2 separate regions of the Mus musculus genome follow, and region 2 is linked to region 1. A link is a contact called in ENCODE Hi-C or POLR2A ChIA-PET data. All regions are on one chromosome and are shown on one strand. The core of a region is the stretch at or near the end of the contact, and the rest is flanking DNA. Distances in the headings are between cores, read along the strand shown.

Region 1 (4,620 bases), core at 673-3,172:
GGTTTCTATTGAGAATTTTATATTATTCCATGTCTGCCACGTGGCTGGTTAGTTCACCTCTCCTCAGTTTCATATGTCAGACTTATTCCATGTCTGGGGTGAGTCTTTCTGTACCTGACTATCTCCTAGAGTTCCAGTCTCTCTATTGGAACTTCCACTTTGTACTTCCTGCCTTTTGCTAATAGGCCATCAGCTTTTTACTAACAGATGACTCTTTTACATAGTGCACAAAAGAGTATCCATGCATTCTATAGTTTCTGTTGATATCCAGCTTTAATACATGGTGGTCAGATAGGATTCAGGGGTTTATTTCAATTTTTTTTTATATCTGTTAAGACTTACTTTGTGTCTGAGTATATGATCAACTTTGGAGAAAGCTCCATAAGTTGCTAAGAAGATGGTGTATTCTTGTGGTTGGGTTAAAGGCTCTGTAAATGTCTCGCAGGTCTGTTTGGTTTATGGTATAAGTTAGCTTCAGCCTCTCTCTGTTTAGCTGGTCTCTGGATGATTGGTCCATGGTGGGAGTCAGTACTGAGGCCTCTCACTATCCCTGCGTGAGGTTTAGTATGTGGTACTAGCTGTAGTTGTGTTTCTTTTACAAACTTGAGTGCTCTTGTTTTTAGTACCAGATGTTAAGAATTCCATTGTCCTCTTGGTGGGTTTTCCCTTTGCTGAGTGTGTAGCATCCTTCCCTGTCTCTTCTGGTTAGTTTGGATTGAAGTCTATTTTGTCGGATATTAAAGTGGCTGCACCAGCTTCTTAGGGCCATTTCCTTGGAATATCCTTTTCCATCCTTTTTCCCTGAGGCAATGTCTATTCTGATTTTAATATTTTAAAATTCACCTCTAAAGGACAAAGTGCTTTCATTCTTAATAACTATTAATCATCTTAGTTTATTGTTAGTTTTAAATAAAACTCCCTCAGTTTTATTAAAAGATCCAGCTAGGTTCAAATTTAAATTCATTAAAGCTTTTTCCAGTTTGTAAGTTCAAATCACAGCCTTTTGAATGGTGTTTTTGTAAATCACCAAATATTCTTTAAAGAAACTGTTTTTACAATTTTCATCCTGGAGTTTGCCAAGTGTATCTCAGTAATGTAATTAAAGATGTTCCCTGTCCTCTGCCTTCTCTATAAATTGATAATCGGATTTAGAACCAAGGTTACATAGCTACTAGCCACAGGGGCTATTTTAAATTTAAAGTTGAATTAACTACAATTAAATCAAATTAACTTACTTGTTATGGTACAGTGCCCACATTTCAAATGACCAATAGCCACATGTGCCAAATGGCTGCCAGAGTTAGATAATGTCTCTGGTGTGTGTTCATCTTTGTAGAAAGTTCTGTGTCATAGTTCTGTTAAGTAAAGGCTTGCTCAAATTCACTTTCCTTGTTGGAGTTCAACTTTTGGGAGCCAGTGTTTGCCTCTTTTTTACTGACTTTTGTGGCTAATGCCCAAGTCTGTTATGTCACTAAACGATGCAGAATACTGACCACAGTTTTAAAGTCACCTCTCACTAGCATGATCCCCCCAAGCTTCACTGCTGCATTAATTTAATTAGGCTGTGCCATTTTGCAAAACTTCGGCAAATGAATGAAGGACTAGAGGAACTTAAATTGAAAATGAGCCTCAGCTATGTGAATTCTAAGGAAGGGATGGGATTCCAGCTGAAAGAAAAATGCTGCAGTTTGTAGCCTGACCTGTCAGCCATCTGGCGATCCCTTTTCTCTACTTAACCATGCCCCAGTGTGCTTTAGAGAAATTAACACCTCACCCCTCAGTTCAGGACTGCCCTGCCATTCCATTTTGCTGTGAAAAGCTGGTCATGTGACTTTGACAACTGTAAACAGAATGGTGGGGCTGGCTTTCTGCCGTCCTGTGGGCGAGATGGAACTGCTGCAGCTGCTTCGTTAGGCTGATTAAGGCAGCAGTGTGTGGCCAGCAGGATTAGAGCGGTTTGGGCTCACACACAACTCAAGTGTAGAGTTCAGAAGACAACTTGCAGGCGTCAGTTCTTTCTCCCTGATTGGTTGCCAGGGATAGAACTTACTTGCTTACCTAACAGCAGGCCATTGGGGAGAATGTGCTGGCTTGCTGTCAACTCCAGTTAAAGCACTCGGCCCTGCCATACGCTGTGGGTGTGCTGGCTGCCTGGACCTTTATCTGGAGCTCCACCTGAGACCTCGTCCACACTCAGAGAAGAACTTCTTCAGTGGGTGACCTAGAAGTGTTTTAACTTTTGCCTTGTAGCAGCTCTTGATCTGTCACATATGCAGATTAGTCTAAGAGAGGGACCCTGATGCACATTTGGGGGTAATCTTTTTACAAGGTTTCAATCTATGATGCTCGGAATAGTGCTGTTGCCTCTCTAGTCCAGTTTCTGTTCCCCTGGCCTAGCAAGGTGTCCCTGCTCTGCTGGGTGTTCATGGACCAGGAAGTCTCCAGGCAGAAATCCTGTGCAGTAGCAGTGCTCACCTGATTTGTTCCTCTTGTCTAGGCAATCTCCAACTTACATCACAGACTGACATCTCGTCCCTGAGTTAGTTAACCTTTACCCCCAGCTTCTTAAACTGTTCAACAACTTACTGGCATGTTGCAGTTCCTGTCCTGACCTATAGGAGGAGCTCCGTGTGAGCATCTTAGTTTTGTTTATTTTCTTCTGGGTACATCATGGTCCCTTCACATCCCACCTTTCACCAATTCTCTGTTTTCTCTCTTGCATTTTTTTTTCAAATAGATCTGTAATTACATCATGTATAGGTTCACATTTCTTATGCAATTCTCAATGTCTGTGGTTTCCAATTGAATTGGCTGATATGGGAAACTAGTGAACACACCATTCTGTGTTTTGATAGAAAGTCTCTCATTCCGTCCTGAGTAGGACACTTGCATTATTTTCTCAAGAGAGTGTCAGCCCTTTGGGAGCCAGGACTTTGCATACTTCTTACTTAATGTCAAGTACTCTTTATTTGAGCAGCTAGAGACTGAATATCTCTATTTATGTCATGTTCTGTGCTAGTCCCCAGGGTTCAAAATAGCTGAACCCAGCTTTATCCCACTGCTGCCCCCAGCTTCTTCCTCCAGCTCCCCACTCCCAAGAATAGGACCTAGTGGGGTGTGTGTGTGTGTGTGTGTGTGTGCGTGTGCGTGTGCGTGCGCGCGTGTGCATGTAAGTCTAATAACTAACTGCTGTACATACACACATTTTTATTCCCCAAGAATGATAAGGAATAAGCAATATTTGTTCTCTCATTTTCTATTTTTTATATAATATGAATAATATTTTTCAAGAACTCTGTGCCTATGTATAACAAATTCAGTCCTTGTTTAAGTGTACAGAATTTATCTGTCTGACCTGTTCCTGGAGTTTACAGTTTTACTTACCCCTAGACTTACCAGGGTTTGCATACACATGTATGTATGTAACATGGCTATATAAATATGAATGTTGAAGGCTATATGTACATGATTTTAAAGTTAAAATTAGATCATAGTCTAATATTTTGAGACTTTTTTCAAAACTTTACTACATCTGGCTACTTATTTCAGTTTCTTAAACACTTTATTATAAAGCTCTATCAATTTACACGTTTGTACATTGATAGATTTAGACAGTTTTTTCTTTTTAGGATTCCATTAAGCCCTGTGATGGGTTTCCTTGTCTTAGGGATAATCGAGGCACCTGTGCTCACCTGCGCAGCAGGCGACAGTGCTGGTGTTGAGGGCATGGCCATCTAGTCCAGAGCCCGTGGCACCCACTTCTCTTCCTCAGCCTGTGCTTGTTTACTGTCCTGGGAAAAGGTTTAACAGAATGTATGTCTAACACTAAAATCCAGTTTTATATTTGCCCATAAGGATGTCAGAAGCACAGCTGTAATTTGTAGCTGTGCATCATAGAAGGCCTAAGCCAGACCTTGCCTTGCTGCTCCAGCTTTCTGCTCATTCGGGTTCTCGGGGCGTGGAGTGCAAAGGTTTGGGCAGTGGGCGCTGCCTTTGACAAACTATGGTAGTTGCTTTATTGAATGTGTTTCTCATTTTGTTTCTTCTTCTTTAAAATAAGTAAGTTGTATGTGGTAAAACAGTGGATGCACACTTGCTAGTGGCCCTACGATTTACTTGGCTGGGCAAAAGAAATGGAGCATGTATGGTGTTGCCCCACAGTGTAAAATAAGTGAGCCAGATTTGCATTCACTCCTGCTGTATTGTTTCTGAGGCAACATAGCAGTTCTTTTCATGTGATTAATAGAGCTATAGTTGACTAAGTGTGCTTTTCTTAGTATTATCTTATTCAGTAGTAATTCTTCACTTTATACAGTTGGAAAAAACTGAATGGCTGTTTAGTGCTACATGCCTTGACACATCTCATTTATTCAACTATCATGGTATGAGCAGCTATTGCTCTAGGGTCTGAGAAAAAGTGTTGTGTAGCTCGAGAAAGAAAAATTGTTAGTTATAATGTTGCAGTTTTCTCCTTATTCAACCAGAAAGAACTCTGCTTTCACTTTCTGATTGTCGCTCAGGTAGCTCACCCTTCCTCTGCCCTTCCTGACTGTTGTGGTTCAGATCTAGACAGTAAGAGAAGAAAGACAAAAGTTGAAAACCAACGGGCCGTCTATACCA
Region 2 (4,484 bases), core at 630-3,129, 36 kb before region 1:
CTCTGCCTACCAAGTGTTGGGATTAAAGGTGTGCGCCACCACTGCCTGTTTTTTGTTTGTTTGTTTTTTGGTCTAAATTTCTTAATATACTTCAACCAAAACAACATACTGTAACAGATTGGCTTCGGAAACAGATATGGGAATCCAGATGTTTTCAGCCAGACAGACACAAGGAAGGTCTGCAAAGAGAGAAACTACACCACTTTCCTATTTGCTTTAGAGATGGTAACATGGATTCTTATGTTTTATTTGAAAAGAACTAAAAATAGTTAAAGCTTCCATTTTAATTTCTAAGTAGAAGTTCTCCAGAGTCCTCATTAAAATTTAAGAAGGCTAAAGGGGCTTAGAAAACAAAAGATTGATTATTTGACAGTCGAAGAGGCCACTCAGTAGATGAACAAGTGTTTGTGGAGGAGTGCAGGCGAAAGGGTCCTGGGGGTGGGGGGCACCATGTGTCTCCTCTTGGGACAGAGTTCCTTGAATGGTACTGAAAGTGATGGGGTGGGAGACGAATGCAGTACAGTCTACTTTTTCATTGTGTTTGTGGCCTGACACAAATTCAATGAACAGAAAAAGCTCTGGGAAAAAACAAAAAACAAAACAAACAAACAAACAAAAACAGCGATCAGAGTGTAGTGTCATAAAACAAGGAATCATATCTGCTGATTGCAGAATCAGGAACAACAAAATTGCTGTGTTCTCAAAAAAGAATAGAAAAAAAAAATCCCGGTTCAGGACTTTTGTTTATTGCCATCTTGTAAAAGATTTCTTAAGCATTAACTTTTCTCTTCTGACATATAATTTCAGGGGGTCACTAAAGGGTCAAATAAGCAAGAGATACAGGAAAACTCTAATGTACCTCCCCAGGCATATACTAAAATTTAATGTAACTGATGGGTACTAAGCATTTTGCTTGAGTTTCCTGCTAGTGTGAAAGTGCTTGACTTTGGGATGGGGGAAACAAAGTCCGTAGATTTACTTGATAACTCCTTTGGGATAATTTAACCTCTTTGAGTCTCATTAGCTTATCTAAAACGTGGATAATATTCATCTCACAAGATTGTCGGGAAACAAAGATAGCCTGTGTCAACAGTACAGCATAGGGCACTGCTGATCTTCAGCGAATAGTGGACAGTGCCTGTAAATGGCAAGGACAGCAGGCAAAACAGTGCAGACGACACTTTAAAAAGGTGGAAGTGCCAGTGTGTCACTACAGACAGAAGCTCTATGGGTACTTAAGGGAAAGAAGTGTCATACTTGTTAGGAGCTGAGAAGAGGCTTAGGGCGGGGGGGGGCGGGGGGGGGTCAGGGATATCCCTCTTTCCACGTCCCAGGTCCACTCCACCCCACCCGAGTGTCAAAAGGGTCTCCTGCGTCTTCCCTGCCAGATTAGAAGCACAGACCCTGTAGCCCGGCCGGATGTATCCCCAGATCCTTTGGCTGAGATTCTACATCAGGTTATCCACAGGGACCTACGACCCATTCACTCTTTCAGAGCCAAATTCAAGCGGAGCCGGCAAGGTCGGGGGTCTTAGCAACGGACTTCTAAGTTCCCACCCCTCTTCCCTCCACGCGTAGCTCATCAGCCTAGAGGATCTCCGGGGAGGGCACAACACCAAGGCCGGGGACTGCGGCGGAGCTCGGTCAGAGCACATCCCCGCCGTCCCGCTCCCCCCTCCTTACTCCCCACTCCAGCCCTCGAGCCCCTGGAACCCAGCGGCCGGCGTTCGCGTGCTCGCACATCGATTGGCACTGCCTCGCTACTCCGGCTCCAGGCGCGGCGAAATCCGCCCGAGCTCGGCCGAGTCCAGGGAAGCGCGGGGCGGGAACCAAGACAGGCGGGCCAGGGGATTGCCGAGTGCACGGATGAGCGCCGGTGCCGGCTCGCGCTCAGTCTGGCGGGTGGCGGCGCCGGCTGGTTGTGCGGCGCGAGGCCGGAGCCCCGCAGTTGCCGGCCCTGTCGCCTGCGGCTGGCGCGCGCGCTGCGCGTCCCTGCCCCCGGGAAGGCCGGCCCGCTAGGGGCTCGCGCGACCGACGCAGGGCCGGCGGGAGGGAGCGCGCGCGGGCGGCCCCGCCCCTCCCCCTCCGCCGCCGCGGAGCGCGCAGGGAGCAGCCAGGGGCTCGGCGGCGGCGGCGTCTGGCCCCAGCTCCTCCTCCTCCATCTCCTCGCTCCCTCCATCTGCCGTGGGTATGGCCCGTCGCTGGAGCACAAAAGAGTCTCAGCGGCGGGGGTCGGCGTGGCTCTTGCTTTTCCTCGCTGGGGTGTACGGTAAGTGTCCACCTCCCTGCGCCCCTCTGACCGAACAAAGCTGGGGCGACCCCGGGGGCCCCCCGGGCCTCCAGGACGGGCTGTGCTTGGGCGACCCGGGGAGACCTGGGTTGCCGACGGGACAAAGACCCACGCGGGATGGTGCGGGGAGGGTTGTCTGCCCGCGGGGATGCTGGGGTCCTCTGGCCGCCGCCGATCCTTCGGAGCGATGGAGGCGGGCCGGTCCGAGCCAGGGGTCCCTGCGGAGCGACGGCGTGCGGGAAAACTCCCCAGCCCGGCGCGAGGCCCCCGGCGGCTCGCTCCTCTAGCGCTCGCTGCCGGCTGTACAGTCCTCGCGCACAAAGATGTGACCGTGAGACTACGAAGGGGAGGTCGCCTCCGGGACGGTCCTGTCCCAGATCCTTCCCGAGGCAGGAAGTTCTCTTCTCAGTGAAATTGCTGTCGTGCCCATCTCTCTTAGTCCCCATTCCCTCCAAAAGCACCCCGATTGCTTCCTTCCCACCCCTCCACCTCTGCGCCTGGGGCTCTGTGGGTCTCGGGCGTGTAGGATCTCGTTCCCCAGTAGCTGCACTGGAGAGAAGGCCAGAAAATAGTTTCCAGCCCCACCTCAGTCTTTCTCTATTGGGACGTACAAGTCTGCCTTGACTCCCAGTTCACTTATCATTTCATCTGTGCCCTCTGATGCTGTTGTGACTCTTGCCTCATTCCGGTCTGCGATCTGGTTAGGGACACTACTTTACGGATTGCAGTCTGATTGTGTGTCACGACCGTGCTTTGTATGAACTAGAACTAAAGGAAATTAAGAGGACTGCTCACCACTGAGACCTCAGCTTGGGCTCTGACTTCACCATTCTTAGTTCTCATGAGTTAACTCCTTGAATGGATATTGCAGAGAACACAATTAACATTTCCATTTTGGAGTAATGGTTTGATTTCTCCAGAAAAACAAACAGAAGCTACGGGGGGGGGGGCGGGTATTTTTACTTATAAAAAGTCCACTTCATTTGCCACAAATACTAATTCAGTAGTATAGTGGCGGTGGTTTCTGTAGCATATAATTCCCCAGCATATGGTAGCACCTCTTTTGAAAGTATTTGTCTTTAATCCCAGCACTTGGGAGGCAGAGGCAGAGGCAGGCGGATTTCTGAGTTCGAGGCCAGCCTGGTCTACAGAGTGAGTTCTGGGACAGCCAGCCAGGGCTATACAGAGAAACCCTATCTCGAAAGTATTTATCTGTGGAATTAAATATGATGGTAACTTTCAAACCTTGAGAATTCTCATTATATGAAAAATATAATGAATGTAAATTGGCATTTCATGATGGCTAAGAAATAGTAATATTTTCAGTGTAGTTCACACGTGGTGTGTTATTTTGTTCTGATCAGGTGATGGGCTTATCCACATTTGATGTAGTAACTGTCAGTGATGTGTTTGTGTGGGACCTGACTGTTCACCGTTAGTGCCATCCCTGCTTGGCTGATGACCTGTGGGTTTGGGTCTACACCAGAGATCAATAAGCTATTATGTTGTTTGTTTTCTAGCCTGGAGGTGAGTAAGTCCTGCTCTAGGTTTGGTATAATGGCCCAGGAGAAAGGAGAGTGAGAGGACTCTTTAATCTAGGGTGATTAGGAATGTCCAGTTGTGTATGCTCTGCACTGTTATCAGAATTGAGTTTATGTGATGTCTGATCAGACTAAATAAATAAGTTGAGTCTTCAGGAAAACTCATGCCATTGGTGTTTGAAATAAAGATCCTTTGCCTTCAGAGATAAAGAGGCTGTAAAGCAGTATTGGTCCTGATGTATTCATTTATAATACACAGTGGACTTCTGGTAGGTACTTTACAAAGGTGTTTGTGTTCAGTGAGGAATTGAAGTCAAAGGCCAAAACTCCTTTTTCCACCATTGTGGGATCACGGTTATAAAGCTGTCAGGTGATAATTCCAAAGGTTGATGTCTCCAACCACTTGAGTTTCAAATGATAAGGAAATAAGAGGCAGTGAGATGGGCAAAATATTGAACTGTACTGACAGAGCTAAAAGAAACTCTTCGTCCTGAAGCCAGGGACATTCTCTGTACAGCTGTGCACGAGTGTGCACGAGTGTGTGTTGGGTGGGAGTGGGAGGGGGTGTGCTCGAGTGCGTGCACACCCGGGTGTTTCTGTTTCCTCACCCAGATTTGGGTTTATATTATTAGGAAAAGAAAAACAAATAACTG

What was found. A loop is a pair of places that touch in the nucleus more often than their neighbours do. ChIA-PET counts read pairs that join two places held with the same protein, here RNA polymerase II (POLR2A).
Region 2: a map of gastrocnemius shows a loop between it and region 1 (3-fold over the local background). The contact joins the promoter of Lrp12 here to the enhancer-like site in region 1. A Hi-C loop is called at or near these places in 8 of 37 maps with a recorded cell type or tissue (T-helper 17 cell, adrenal gland, gastrocnemius and 2 more). POLR2A ChIA-PET finds 5 or more read pairs at or near these places in 2 of 5 experiments (both embryonic stem cell).

Annotation. Positions count from the first base shown.
Region 1 is chr15:39,905,171-39,909,790 of GRCm38, reverse strand. All of the region lies in intron 1 of Lrp12 (low density lipoprotein-related protein 12), which reads left to right. Among named protein-coding and RNA genes, the nearest start is that of Lrp12, 37 kb to the left of the region's middle. Within about 2 kb of position 1,922, at least 3 of the 3 ENCODE cell types and tissues checked have a DNase peak (open chromatin) inside an H3K27ac peak, as active enhancers do; they include gastrocnemius, heart and left cerebral cortex, where a contact is called at or near this core.
Region 2 is chr15:39,941,389-39,945,872 of GRCm38, reverse strand. Lrp12 (low density lipoprotein-related protein 12) reads left to right here and starts at 1,879. Exons shown (of 7, transcript NM_172814.4): 1 at 1,879-2,269. The coding sequence starts at 2,191.